2 separate regions of the Homo sapiens genome follow, and region 2 is linked to region 1. Evidence: chromatin contacts called from ENCODE Hi-C or POLR2A ChIA-PET data. All regions are on one chromosome and are shown on one strand. The core of a region is the stretch at or near the end of the contact, and the rest is flanking DNA. Distances in the headings are between cores, read along the strand shown. Region 1 overlaps ABL2 (ABL proto-oncogene 2, non-receptor tyrosine kinase). Region 2 overlaps AXDND1 (axonemal dynein light chain domain containing 1).

What was found. Hi-C counts contacts between places; a loop is a spot of excess contacts on that map. ChIA-PET counts read pairs that join two places held with the same protein, here RNA polymerase II (POLR2A).
Region 2: a loop to region 1 is called in a map of OCI-LY7, with 2.4 times the contacts of the local background. The contact joins two enhancer-like sites. A Hi-C loop is called at or near these places in 1 of 168 maps with a recorded cell type or tissue (OCI-LY7). POLR2A ChIA-PET finds 5 or more read pairs at or near these places in 1 of 52 experiments (WTC11).

The regions. Positions count from the first base shown.
Region 1 is chr1:179,127,174-179,133,332 of GRCh38, forward strand. It overlaps ABL2 (ABL proto-oncogene 2, non-receptor tyrosine kinase), which reads right to left. Exons shown (of 12, transcript NM_007314.4): 2 at 6,139-6,159; 3 at 4,138-4,308. Among named protein-coding and RNA genes, the nearest start is that of TOR3A, 48 kb to the left of the region's middle. RefSeq lists an enhancer at 2,746-2,795. Within about 2 kb of position 2,643, at least 16 of the 41 ENCODE cell types and tissues checked have a DNase peak (open chromatin) inside an H3K27ac peak, as active enhancers do; they include OCI-LY7, where a contact is called at or near this core.
Region 2 is chr1:179,507,101-179,513,473 of GRCh38, forward strand. AXDND1 (axonemal dynein light chain domain containing 1) reads left to right here. Exons shown (of 26, transcript NM_144696.6): 21 at 2,196-2,303. Among named protein-coding and RNA genes, the nearest start is that of NPHS2, 66 kb to the right of the region's middle. Within about 2 kb of position 3,196, at least 2 of the 41 ENCODE cell types and tissues checked have a DNase peak (open chromatin) inside an H3K27ac peak, as active enhancers do; they include OCI-LY7, where a contact is called at or near this core.

The DNA.
Region 1 (6,159 bases), core at 1,393-3,892:
TAAAAAAACAAAAACAAAAACAAAAAATGAACAAACAAAAAAAAACACGGACCACAGAGTTTTCAGCAAGAAAACTGTTTAGTGGGGTGAGGGGAATGGGCAGTTAGGACTCCCAAAACACAATCCCTTCCAGAATGCAAGTTTAAAAATAGCTATAGCTTTCTTATTTCCTTCCTAGTTCCCACAAAGAATGAATCACTCCTTTCCATTCCACATTAAAATCAGTGTGTGGAATGGCAAGCTCACTCTGAAGTTGGAAACCAAAACCCAAGTCACTCAGTGTATCTTTGCTGTCAACTTCAATGTTCTTAATTTTTCTATTAAAATTGTGAACATCAAGTTCAGACTTCAACATATAACTTGCCCCGATACTTGCAGCACAAATTAGGTTTCTTTGACAAAACAGAAAAAGTGAAAGAGATATCACTAGTGATAAATAAATGCTAATCTAAAGAATCCTTGTAGTGCCTCAGGCTCTTATCTCTAAGAGATGCAAGTCTTCCTACAGCATTCACATCTACTTCTTCAGTGTCAAAAAGTAGAAGGAAGCCAAGTCAATCAAAAGCACATGGCCATGGCTGAGCGTGGTGTCTCATGCCTGTAATCCCAGCACTTTGGGAGGCTGAGAGGGGCGGATCACCTAAGGTCAGGAGTTCAAAACCAGCCTGGCCAACATGGTGAAACCTCATCTCTACCAAAAATACAAAAAATTAGCCGGGTGTGATAGTCTGCATGCCTGTAATCCCAGCTACTCGGGAGGCTGAGGCAGGAGAATTGCTTGAACCCGGGAGGCTGAGGTTGCAGTGAGCCGAGATTGCACCACTGTACTCCAGCCTGGGAGACAGAGTGAGACTGCTAAAAAAAAAAAAAAAAGCACATGGCCAGAAGTATCAGGCAAAAGTTTTTAGGAGAACTAAAAATAATTATCCTTGTAACCATCTGTCCTTTTTTAGTGGCCTTCAGAAACGTTTCCATAGAATAACTTTGTATCAGACACCATCTCACCTTAGACACATGGATATGAGATAATGAGAAAAAACACAAGAGTATATGTACATATATACACCTATGGGTACATAAAATATACATATATACAGATAAGAGTAAGTCTGGTGTAGCGGTGGATATGCATAAGTGCACAAATACTTGCCAATCATATTTACAGGAAGAAAAAAAAAAGAATCCTGCTAGAAAAACTGAAGAAAACCTGTTGCTCTGTAGCTTTTCTCTGTTAGTCCACATGAGCTAAAAATAAAGAATATTAGTACTTTGTATATATATCTATATATACATTTTTTAATATTGTTGCTTCCTTGAAAAGAATTGGTAATAACAGGCTATCATAATTAAGATACAGTCAAAGACCCCAGGATTTTTTGTTTGTTGTTCTTTTTTTGTCAGTTATCAGGAAAATTTTTCTACCCTGGAAGTTTTGACTACCATGGAAACTGATAGGGGGATGACTAGTATGGATTCAAATATTGGCCAAACTGGCAGAGCAACCCTAGGGAGAACTTTTTTGTTTGTTTTGAAACAGGTCTCCCTCTGTCGCCACGCGGCAGTGCAGCGGTGCAAACACAGCTCACTGTAACCTCAACTTCTCAGGCTCAAGTGATCCTCAGACCTCAGCCCCCCAAGTACCTGGGTCTACAGGTGCATGCCACTGCCCCTGGCTAATTTTTAAATTTTTTGTAGAGACAGGGGTCTCACTACATTGCCTAGGCTGGTTTTGAACTCCTAGGCTCACGCAATCCTCCTGCCTCAACCTCCCAAAGTGCTGAGAATACAGGGATGAGCCACTGCGCTTGGCTGGTAGAACTTTAAAAAAAAAAAATTCAAGCAAAATATCATTTTCAATCAAAAACTAAAGTGTTGCTTTATTTTTTAAATATATTTTCTTGTCTTTTAAAATAATAAAATAGCTTTAGTATGACATCATTTTAAATTAGTGAGAACCTGATATAAAAATTTGGCATTCTGTGGATTTTAAGAGAAACCACTGTTGGTCATAAGATAAAGGCCAGTCATAACCCATAAGTGAGGAATCAACAGTCTTTCTTTATCAATGTTTCCTTGATGACTGGGCTATCTTGAAAAAACAACAGGAAAACATACCTATGAAAGAATTTCTGAGTCATCACTTCACAAATTTCTCCAGTGAAGAATCAATAAAGGTAAAATCAAGTATATTGTAGTCCAAAGAGACTACTACACAATATAAACTTTCTGGCTGGGCGTGGTGGCTCACGCCTGTAACCCCAGCACTTTGGGAGGCTGAAGCAGGTGGATCACAGGTCAGGAGTTCGAGGCCATCCTGACCAACATGGGTGAAACCCTGTCTCTACTAAAAATACAAAAATTAACACGGCGTGGTGGTGCGTGCCTGTAATCCCAGCTACTCAGGAGGCTGAGGCAGCAGAATCGCTTGAACCCAGGAGGCACAGCTTGCAGTGAGCCGAGACTGTGCCACTGCACTCCAGCCTGGGTGACAGAGCGAGACTCTGTCTCAAAAAAAAAAAAAAAAAAATTCTTTGATGTCTTTTGTTCTATCCTCAAATTTTACGTAAAATGTTCCTACAACTGCATAAACACAACCCCCACATACATAACATGTATCATCCTGTCCCCAAAACTATCCAAAAGCAGGAAGTAAAACTGACACTAGGAGATGATGCACTTTTACTTTCACTTTTAATTCTGTCCTATGTACAATTGGCCAGCACATGCAACTACCATGAAGGTTAGACTCACTATACACCTATTCTTTTGTTTTTGTTTTTTTAAGAGACGGCATCTCACTCTGTCGCCCAGGCTGGGGTGCAGTGGCACCATCTCAGCTCAATGCAACCTCCCCGTCCCAAGTTCAAGCAATTATCCTGCCTCAGCCTCCTGAGTAGCTAGGACTACAGGCACATGCCGCTACACACGGCTAATGTCTTTTGTATTTTAGTAGAGATGGGGTTTCACCGTGTTGCCCAGGCTGGTCTCAAACTCCTGAGCTCAGACAATCCACCAGCCTCGGCTTCCCAAAGTGCTAGATTACAGGCGTGAGCCACTGTGCCTGGTCACACCTATTCTAATTGAACTGTGGCTAAGATGAGCCATGTTGCCAGACCTCACTGCTACTCAGAATGTCTGCGAACTTGACTGCCTATCTGAGGACTGTTCATTCATTACTAGTCCACAGTGAGATTAAGAACTTCAACTAAATGTAAACCAACTATATCACTAAGCACACTATTTATTACTTAGTTCAGCTAATAGTTTTACCTTTTGGAGCAAGGCTTTCTGCATGAAGATAGTAGTTCAGTGTTTCACATTCTGGCATAAGCATCTTACCTTGTTGTGGACCATTTTTGAGTAGCACTGGCCTAGACAACATAAATGTCTATTGTTTGTGTTTATATAGATTAGTGAAAGGAATGGTAGGAAAGGTTTATTTGATTTCCATTATAGTAATATTCTCAAGAGAGTGGTAGTTTATTTCCGTGGGAAATTCTTATAAAAGGGAACATTAAGAACATGACCAAATAAAATCAATCATTATTGATTTTGTGTGTGTGTGTGTGTGTGTGTGTGTGTGTGTGTGTGTACGCACACACGCATGCAAAGGCAAAAAAAAGTAACTTTTATGAGAAAGAAATAGGATTATGGGGAGATTATCCTTGTGTACATGAACTGGATTGCTAGTCTGCCTAAGCTTATTCTTACCTTTTGAACATATGAAAGCCACTGCCGGGGAAAAAAATGTATTTCAGGATAATTTTTTTTTTTTTTTCTTTTTTGAGATGGAGTCTCACTCTGTCACCCAGGCTGGAGTGCAGTGGTGTGATCTCAGCTCACTGCAACCTCTGCCTCCCGAGTTCAAGTGATTCTCATGCCTCAGCCTCCTGAGTAGCTGGGACTACAGGCATGGGCTACCACGCCTGACTAATTTTTTTCATATTTTTATTAGAGACAGGGTTTCACCATGTTGGCCAGGTTGGTCTCAAACTCCTGACCTCAGGTGACCTGCCCGCCTTGGCCTCCCAAAGTGCTGAGATTATAGGTGTGAGCCACTGTGCCTGGCCAGGCCCCTTTATCTCTTAATCATTAATGAAAACTGAAAAGTGAAAGGATGCTACATAGAAGCCTCACCTTTAGTGATGCTGAGTGTGTTATCACCACTTGCTACAAAATCATAAAGTGCAACGAAGAGATTAGGGTCACTCTCAGTGGCTCCGAGCAAGTTCTCCTTGGAGCTCCACCTGATAGCCTCATTTAGTGCCTGGGGTTCAACATCACAACCATAGGGACGATGCAAAGCTTCTGAAAGACATAAGAAGGGAAGGGAATTCACGGTGAGTTCAACAGCGAAACATTTGTTTGAATTCATTATATACACAGTATTTCAGCTGCTGGCTCCAGAGTAGGAAAGAACTGTACAGTATAAAGTGTTATGAAGAATTAGCAAATAGGCACTGTGTCTCCTAAGCATGAGGAAGCAATTTACTTGTTGAAAATGTAAAACAAGGTAGTCAGAGAAAAGACCACAAAATGAGAGTTTAGCCGTGATTTATATGCACTCACCAAAATCAGACATAAACTAATAGGAAACGCAGTTTTCTCAAAATGGAAAAAAGAATCTCAAAGAGAAATGGTTACTAGCTTTATAAAACATAGAGGATATTTTGTTGTAGTAGTGGTTGTAGTTTTAAGGAAGAAATGATTGTAAGTTTCTTACAAGTCCACTCAAACTACCCTTATTCCTTTCTCTCTCCACAGAAAACAAACTGTAGAAAAGACAACAGGGATTATTTTTCAGAATTAGGTAATACTGTATAAATCCAGGCCCTCTATTTAAGTATAGAAAAAATTATTTAAAAAGTGCTTTTAGAAAAATATCTTTTTTTGGCCAACATGGCAAAAAATAATCTTTTTTTCGTTTTAAAAAAACAAAAGAAATGTGGCCGCACCCGGCCTGAATGACTTTTAAACTCTATTTTGTTTTCCTGAGCAGTGATTTTTTGTAAATATCAATAACTTAATTGAAGAGCCTAGAAAACATTACTATCATCGGGCATTTATTGAGTTTCTACTCAAAGTGGTCCAAGCCTTTTACGACCTGTTTTTTCCTTAAGCCTTTACAGTTTCTAAATTTATTCATAGTACATAGCACAGGTGATCCCTATACCATCTTAAAGATCACCTGCTTCTCACAGCCCAGATCGATTATACAAAAAACAGTTTTTCCAGTATCAATTTTCTTGATCAGACTATTTTTAGTGCCTGTCTACAAAGGCAAACTATCCAAATGTCTATGTCATATAACAACACTTTTATGTCTCTCTTCCTCCACTTATGATTATTATGATTATTATTATTATTATCATTATTATTTTGAGATGGAGTTTCGCTCTTGTTGCCCAGGCTGGAGTGCAATGGCGTGATCTCGGCTTACTGAAACCTCTGCCTCCCGAGTTCAAGCGTGATTCTCCTGCCTCAGCCTCCCAAGTAGCTGGGATTACAGGCGCCTGCCACCATACCCAGCTAATTTTTCTGTATTTTTAGTAGAGACAGGATTTTACCATGTTGGCCAGGTTGGTCTTGAACTCCTGACCTCAGGTGATCCACCCGCCTCAGCCTCCCAAAGTGCTGGGATTACAGGCGTGAGCCACCACACCCGGCTGACTTATTCCCCGTCCGCACCCCTCTCCCACCACCGAGATGGAGTCTTGTTTTGTTGCCCAGGCTGGAGTGCAGTGGCACAATCTCTGCTCACTGCAACCTTCACGTCCTAGGTTCAAGCAATTCTACTGCCTCAGCCTCCCGAGTAGGTGGGATTACAGGTGCACGCCACCAAGCCCAGCTAAATTTTGTATTTTCAGTAGAGACGAAGTTTCACCATGTTGGCCAGGCTGGTCTTGAACTCCTGACCTTGTGATCTGCCCGCCTTGGCCTCCCAAAGTGCTGGGATTACAAACGTGAGCCACCACACCCAGCCAGGCCAACTTATTTTTAATATAAAAATAGTTTTATCATATATGAAAGGAAAAACCCTTGAATTTGTGGTTCCATTTATTTTCAAATCCATTCCCTGTTCTCCATCTCTACTGCCAATGCCTTAGTTCAAATCTGCAACATCTCAACATCTCTCACCTGGACTACTGCCTCCAGTCT
Region 2 (6,373 bases), core at 1,946-4,445, 380 kb after region 1:
AAATACTCCTTCACTCCAAACATGAATTTTAGTCCTTTTACTTCACACCAGAAGTCTTTATTAGAATCAATTAAGAATATTCATGGAAAGAGATTCATGGGTATTAATTAGCAACCAAGCTATCCTGGTCTATAGCTGATAAAAAGGTATTATTGAAGGTTTTGAAGGAAAACTTGCTGAACTCTATAGATTATTGTAAAACGTTTACAGTAAAACTGTAAAAGACTCCTAATAATTTTTTTCCTCATCAGAAGTCTTATGACAGTATCTCCAATGTCTCAGACATTTATAAGAAAATGACCAGGATCTGTTTCATAGCGTGCAAATTCAACTACAGACTAGTTTTGAAATTTTTTTGTTCTAGGTACAATAAAAAAAGGTTAAAAAATGTATTAGTCAAGCTTTATATCTGGAAGGATACTTAGGGGCAGTGGTGTGATAGAAACTCACACTGGCTCACAAGAACCAATTATATACAAGCCTTCTCAAGTCCACATTCTGTGATAACATACTGAATTGATGAATATCACTGAAATTGCCTGGTGAGAGTGTTTTCACCATGGAAATCAGAAATTGCTACAAATCAGGGCTTCCCCCAACTCCCTCAGAAATGGTTGTTAAACATTTACCAGGTCACCACTGCATATGGATCACTTAGAGTAAACAAACAGCTTCATTAAAAAAAAAAAGATAAGGACTATTAGGCATTTACTCAAGAACTCTCAACTAATTAGGTGAAGTTAGGACTAAAACCCAACACCTTCATCTGCCTTGTCCACTCTTCTTCCTGATATGCAATAAGATACCATTCTAACCCTCTGAATCCAGAATTTAACCATCAGTGACATTAACAAAGCTGTAGTAAACTTACTTTACCACTATAGGCTTCAGTTTCTTTATCTACAACATATGGATTTAGATTTGATTTCTAAAATTTTTGGCTCTGATGTTTCATAATAATTACACAATTTAAAAGAAATCTGGGCCAGGTACAGTGGCTCATGCCTGTAATCCCAGCATTTTGGGAGGCTGAATTGCTTAAGTCCAGGAGTACAAGCCCAGCCTGGGCAAGAAAAAGTAAAAAAATTAGCCAGGTATGGTGGTGCACACCTGTGGTCCCAGCTACTTGGGAGGCTGAGGTGGGAGGATCACTTGAGCTTAGTGGGTCGAGGCTGCAGTGAGCTATGATGATGCCACTGCACTCTAGCCTGGGCAACAGAGCAAGACCCTGTCTCAAAAAAAAAAAAAAGGCTAATAATGAAAGAAATATAAGGTATATTACTGCTCATTGTGGTTGATTTCAGGAGCCTACAGTGGGTCATTTCACCACATGCTGCCGTTTTTTGGCTAGAGTGACCAGATCTCTGTTCCCAGAGAGGACAACGTTTCCTAGTTCTCAGGGCTTTTATTAACTAATAAGGAATAATGTACCTTTTAAACGTTGAAACCAGCTCTTAACTGTTAGGAGATCTTGGTAAATACAGTTTAACTATTTACCTTAGGGGATTAAAACCTGCTATAGACCTTTCCCATATCTCAATAGATAAAAGGTGAGCACCTTTTCCAAAAGTGTCTCAAATCTTGATCCATTCACTTTATTAGCAGTAGAGGGATTTTTTTTTTTAGTGGTTAAGCACAGACCACATAGATTAGAATCCAAGCATCATACTTAACTATTTTTGTGACCTTGAGCAAGACATTTAACTACTCAATTTCTCAGTTTCCTCATCTTAAAAAATGAGGATAATAATAGTTAATGTCTCATACTGAGGATCAAATGAGTTAATATATGCATAATGCTTAGAACAGAGTCTGGCATATAATTAAGTACAAGGTAGGTGTTTGCTACTTCTGTTGTTATTATGCAATCACAGTTGACCTGGTCAGTTGCATAAAATTTATTAGGAGGCCATTTAGACATTAGTAAATAAAACAATCTTTTTGTATCTGTTTTTACGGCACTTCACTACTCCCTGTCCCATTACAACCCAGATCCCACACCGTGTCAATAAGAGATAATATGATTTAGGTGTATGTTAATAGCCAGTCACCACTGCACAACTCTTTGAACTGAACTGATATAAAGTTAATTGAATATAGTTATGTTTAGAGGAATTGTATTTATCAGTTCCTCAATAGCGGTGAGTGAATAAATGAGCTGGTTTTTCTGCTTGTAATCTTTTATCTCTTCTCAGAAAGAATGTTATGAATGGATCAACACATGCTCTTGCCTCCTTTCTAATATCAAAGGCAGAAAAATTACATTATTGACATATGAAGAAATAGAGCGGCTACTTGAAGAGGTATTTGCCACATGTTAGCGTTGGTCATTATTCAGATTATTCCTGTATTTCAGTACAGAAGGTTCACAGCTTTTTCCAATCAATGTTCTGAATCCTTGTTCATTTACCCTAACATATGAGAATTTTGGTTCTGATCAAGATCTTTCACAGCTCTTCTTCCCTCTAAGGAATAGAATCATCCACTCAGCATTTTGCGTCATGTTTTTAGCAGGTGATTTTATAAAGGAAAGAATGGGTTTCAGGTAGAAGCTCCCTGCCACTTCCTGAGGCATATCCTCAGGTTCATCTGCTTCTGTGCTCACCCTTTTCCCTCCCCTCCAGTCTCAGTCTTTCCATTTAAGGTTATTTCTTCCTTCGAGCACTTAATCCCATGTCCAATGTCTTCTCTGTTTTGCCTCTTTAATATCTTCTCTAATTGTTCCATTTTATCAATCTAAAAGCAATCTAAAACATGGTCATTTCTCCCATCCTAAGAAGGATGTCCCTTGACCTTGTCTCTCTGCTACTTCTTTCTCTCTTTCCATTCCATCATAATCAATTTGTTTAAAACTCTAGAACTACTATAAGGTCACCAGTGATTCCTTATTGCCAAATCCAAGTATCTTCAATTTTGTATTTAACCTGGCTTCTGTGTAGCATTTGGCTCTCTTAACCATTCACTCCTTTTACAATGTCCTGGTTTTTCTCCTACTTCTTTATTTCACCCTTGTTTTAGAGTTTCACCCTTTTCTGCCTCTTAAATGTTGATATTCTGTCCTTGGCTTGCTTTCACTTCTCATTTGTACACACTACCTATTACTGTGTTTCCTGTGGTTTTCATTGCCACCTGCTTACCGAGAATCTCAAATCAGTGACTATCATGTGCCATCACAAACTCAACTCTTGTTTGTATTTCAGCCTCTTTGAAGGCGTTCTCCTCCAGTAAATTCTGAAGAAGCTCCCATTGTTATCAGAGTCATACTATACAGGTATGATCTGATGGCCTATATGTCAGTGTCTTGGGTCTGAGAAAGAAGGGGAAGGTTCTATCTACACATTTATGAAACTTTTTTTTTACATTTAAACACTGAAGAAATATCATCTTTCTAAATTATTCACCTTTAACAAATGTGCTGTCTAGATCTTGGCAAGAATTATTGTGAAATAACCACTGAATGATTTTATCAACATTATAAATTGTAAATTATAGTATACTTTGAGAAACTTAATGAAATACCACCGACATGATCTTGGTGTATCAGATCTAGGAAAAAATCAAGGAACTGTACAGAATCAGAGACGTGAGAGCAGAAGGGAATTTAAAGGCAATTGAATTTAACCTTGCATGAATCTGACAAGTCTTTTATTTTTTATTTTTCCATAGGTTACTGGGGTACAGGTGGTGTTTGGTTACATGAGTAAGTTCTTTAGTGGTGATTTCTGAGATTTTGGTGCACCCATCACTCGAGTAGTATACACTGCACCCTATTTGTAGTCTTTTATCCCTTGCCCCCCTCCCACCCTTCCCCCCAAATCCCCAAAGTCCATTGTATCATTCTTATGCCTTTGCATCCTCATAGCTTAGCTCCCACACATCAGTGAGAACATATGGTGTTTCGTTTTCCATTCTTGAGCTACTTCACTTACAATAAGAGTCTCCTGTAGTCCCAGCTACTCAGGAGGCTGAGGCAGGAGAATCGCTTGAACCCAGGAGGTGGAGGCTGCAGTGAGCCGAGATCACGCCACTGCATTCCAGCCTGGGCGACAGAGTGAGACTCTGTCCCCCACAAAAAAAAAAAGTTTCTCCAGTCTCATCCAGGTCACTGAAAATGCTGTTAATTCATTCCTCTTCATGGCTGAGTAGCATTCCATCATATATATACATATATAATATGGTAGTGTGTGTATATATATATATATTCCAATCATATACATAATATGATTTTATATATATATACACACACTACCACATATATATGGTATAATATATACATAGTATATGGTATATGGGGTGTGTGTGTGTGTGTGTGTGTGTGTGTGTATATGTATATACACCACAGATTTTTATCCACTTGTTGATTGATGGGCATTTGGGTTGGTTCCATGATTTTGCAATTGTGAATTGTGCTGCTATAAACATGCGTGTGCAAGCATCTTTTTCCTATAATGACTTCTTTTCCTCTGGGTAGATACCCAGTAATGAGATTGCTGGATCAAATGGTAATTCTACTTTTAGTTCTTTAAGGAATCTCCACACTGTTTTCCATAGTGGCTCTACTAGTTTACATTCCCTCCAGCAGTGTAGAAGTGTTCCTTGATGACCGCATTCATGGCAACATCTACCGTTTCTTGATTTTTTGATTATGGCCATTCTTGCAGGAGTAGGGTGGTATTGCATTGTCGTTTTGATTTGCATTTCCCTGATCATTAGTGAGGCTGAGCTTTTTTTCATATATTTGTTGGCCATTTGTGTCTCTTCTTTTGATAATTGTCTATTCATGTCCTTAGCCCACTTTTTGATGTGATTGTTTGTTTCATTTCTTGCTGATTTGTTGGAGTTTGTTTTAGATTCTGGATATTAGTCCTTTGTCAGATGTAAAGATTGTGAAGATTTTCTCCCACTCTGTGCGTTGTCTGTTTACTCTGCTGACTGTTCCTTTTGCTGTGCAAAAGCTCTTTAGTTTAATTAAGCCCCAGCTATTTATCTTTGTTTTATTGCATTTGCTTTTGGGTTCTTGGTCATGAAATCTTTGCCTAAGCCAATGTCTAGAAGGGTTTTTCCAATGTTATGTCTAGAATTTTTATAGTTTCAGGTCTTAGATTTAAGTCCTTAATCCATCTTGAGTTGATTTTTGTATAAGGTGAGAGATGAGGATCCAGTTTCGTTCTCCTACATGTGGCTAGCCAATTATCCCAGCACCATTTGTTTAAAAGGGTGTCCTTTCCCCACTTTATGTTTCTGTTTGCTTTGTTGAAGATCAGTTGGCTATAAGTATTTGGATTTATTTCTGGGTTCTCTATTCTGTTCCATTGGTCTATATGCCTGTTTTTATACCAGTACCATGCTGTTTTGGTTACTATGGCCTTATAGTATAGTTTGAAATCAGGTAGTGCGATGCCTTCAGATTTGTTCTTCATGCTTAGTCTTGCTTTGGCTATGCGGGCTCTATTTTGGTTTCATATGAATTTTAGAATTTTTTTTTCTAATTATGTGAAGAATGATAGTGGTGTTCTGATGGGGATTGCATTGAATTTGTAGATTGCTTTTAGCAGTATGGCTATTTTCACAGTATTGATTCTACTCATCCGTGAGCTTGGGGTGTGTTTCCATTTGTTTATGTTGTCTATGATTTCTTTCAGCAGTGTTTGTAGTTTTCCTTATAGAGGTCTTTTGCCTCCTTGGTTAGGTATATCTCTAAGTATTTTATTATTTTTGCAGCTGTTGTAAAGGGGTTGAGTTCTTGATTTGACTCTCCGCTTGGTAGCTGTTGGTGTAGAGAAGAGCTACTGATTTGTGTACATTAGTCTTGTATCCGGAAACTTTGCTGAATTCTTTTATCATTTCTAGGAGCTTTCTGGAGAGTCTTTAGGGTTTTCAAGGTAAATGATCATATTGTCAGGAAACAATGACAGTTTGACTTCCTCTTTACCAATTTGGGTGTCCTTTATTTCCTTCTCTTGTCTGATTGCTCTGGCTGGGACTTCCAGTTCTATGTTGAAGAGGAGTGGTGAGAGTGGGTAGGTATCCTTGTCTCATTCCAGTTCTCAGAGAGAATGCTTTCAGCTTTCCCCATCCAATATTATGTTTGCTGTGGATTTGCCATAGATGGCTTTTAATACATTGAGTTATGTCCATTGTATGCTGATTTTGCTGAGAGTTTTAATCATAAAGGGATGCTGGATTTTGTTGAATGCTTTTTCTGCATCTATTGAGATGATCATGTGACTTTTGTTTTTAATTCTGTTTATGTGGTGTATCACATTTATTGACTTGTGTATGTTAAACCATCCCTGCATCCCTGCTATGTAACCCACGTGATCATGGTGGATTATCTTTTTGATATGTTGTTGGATTCAGTTAGCGAGTATTT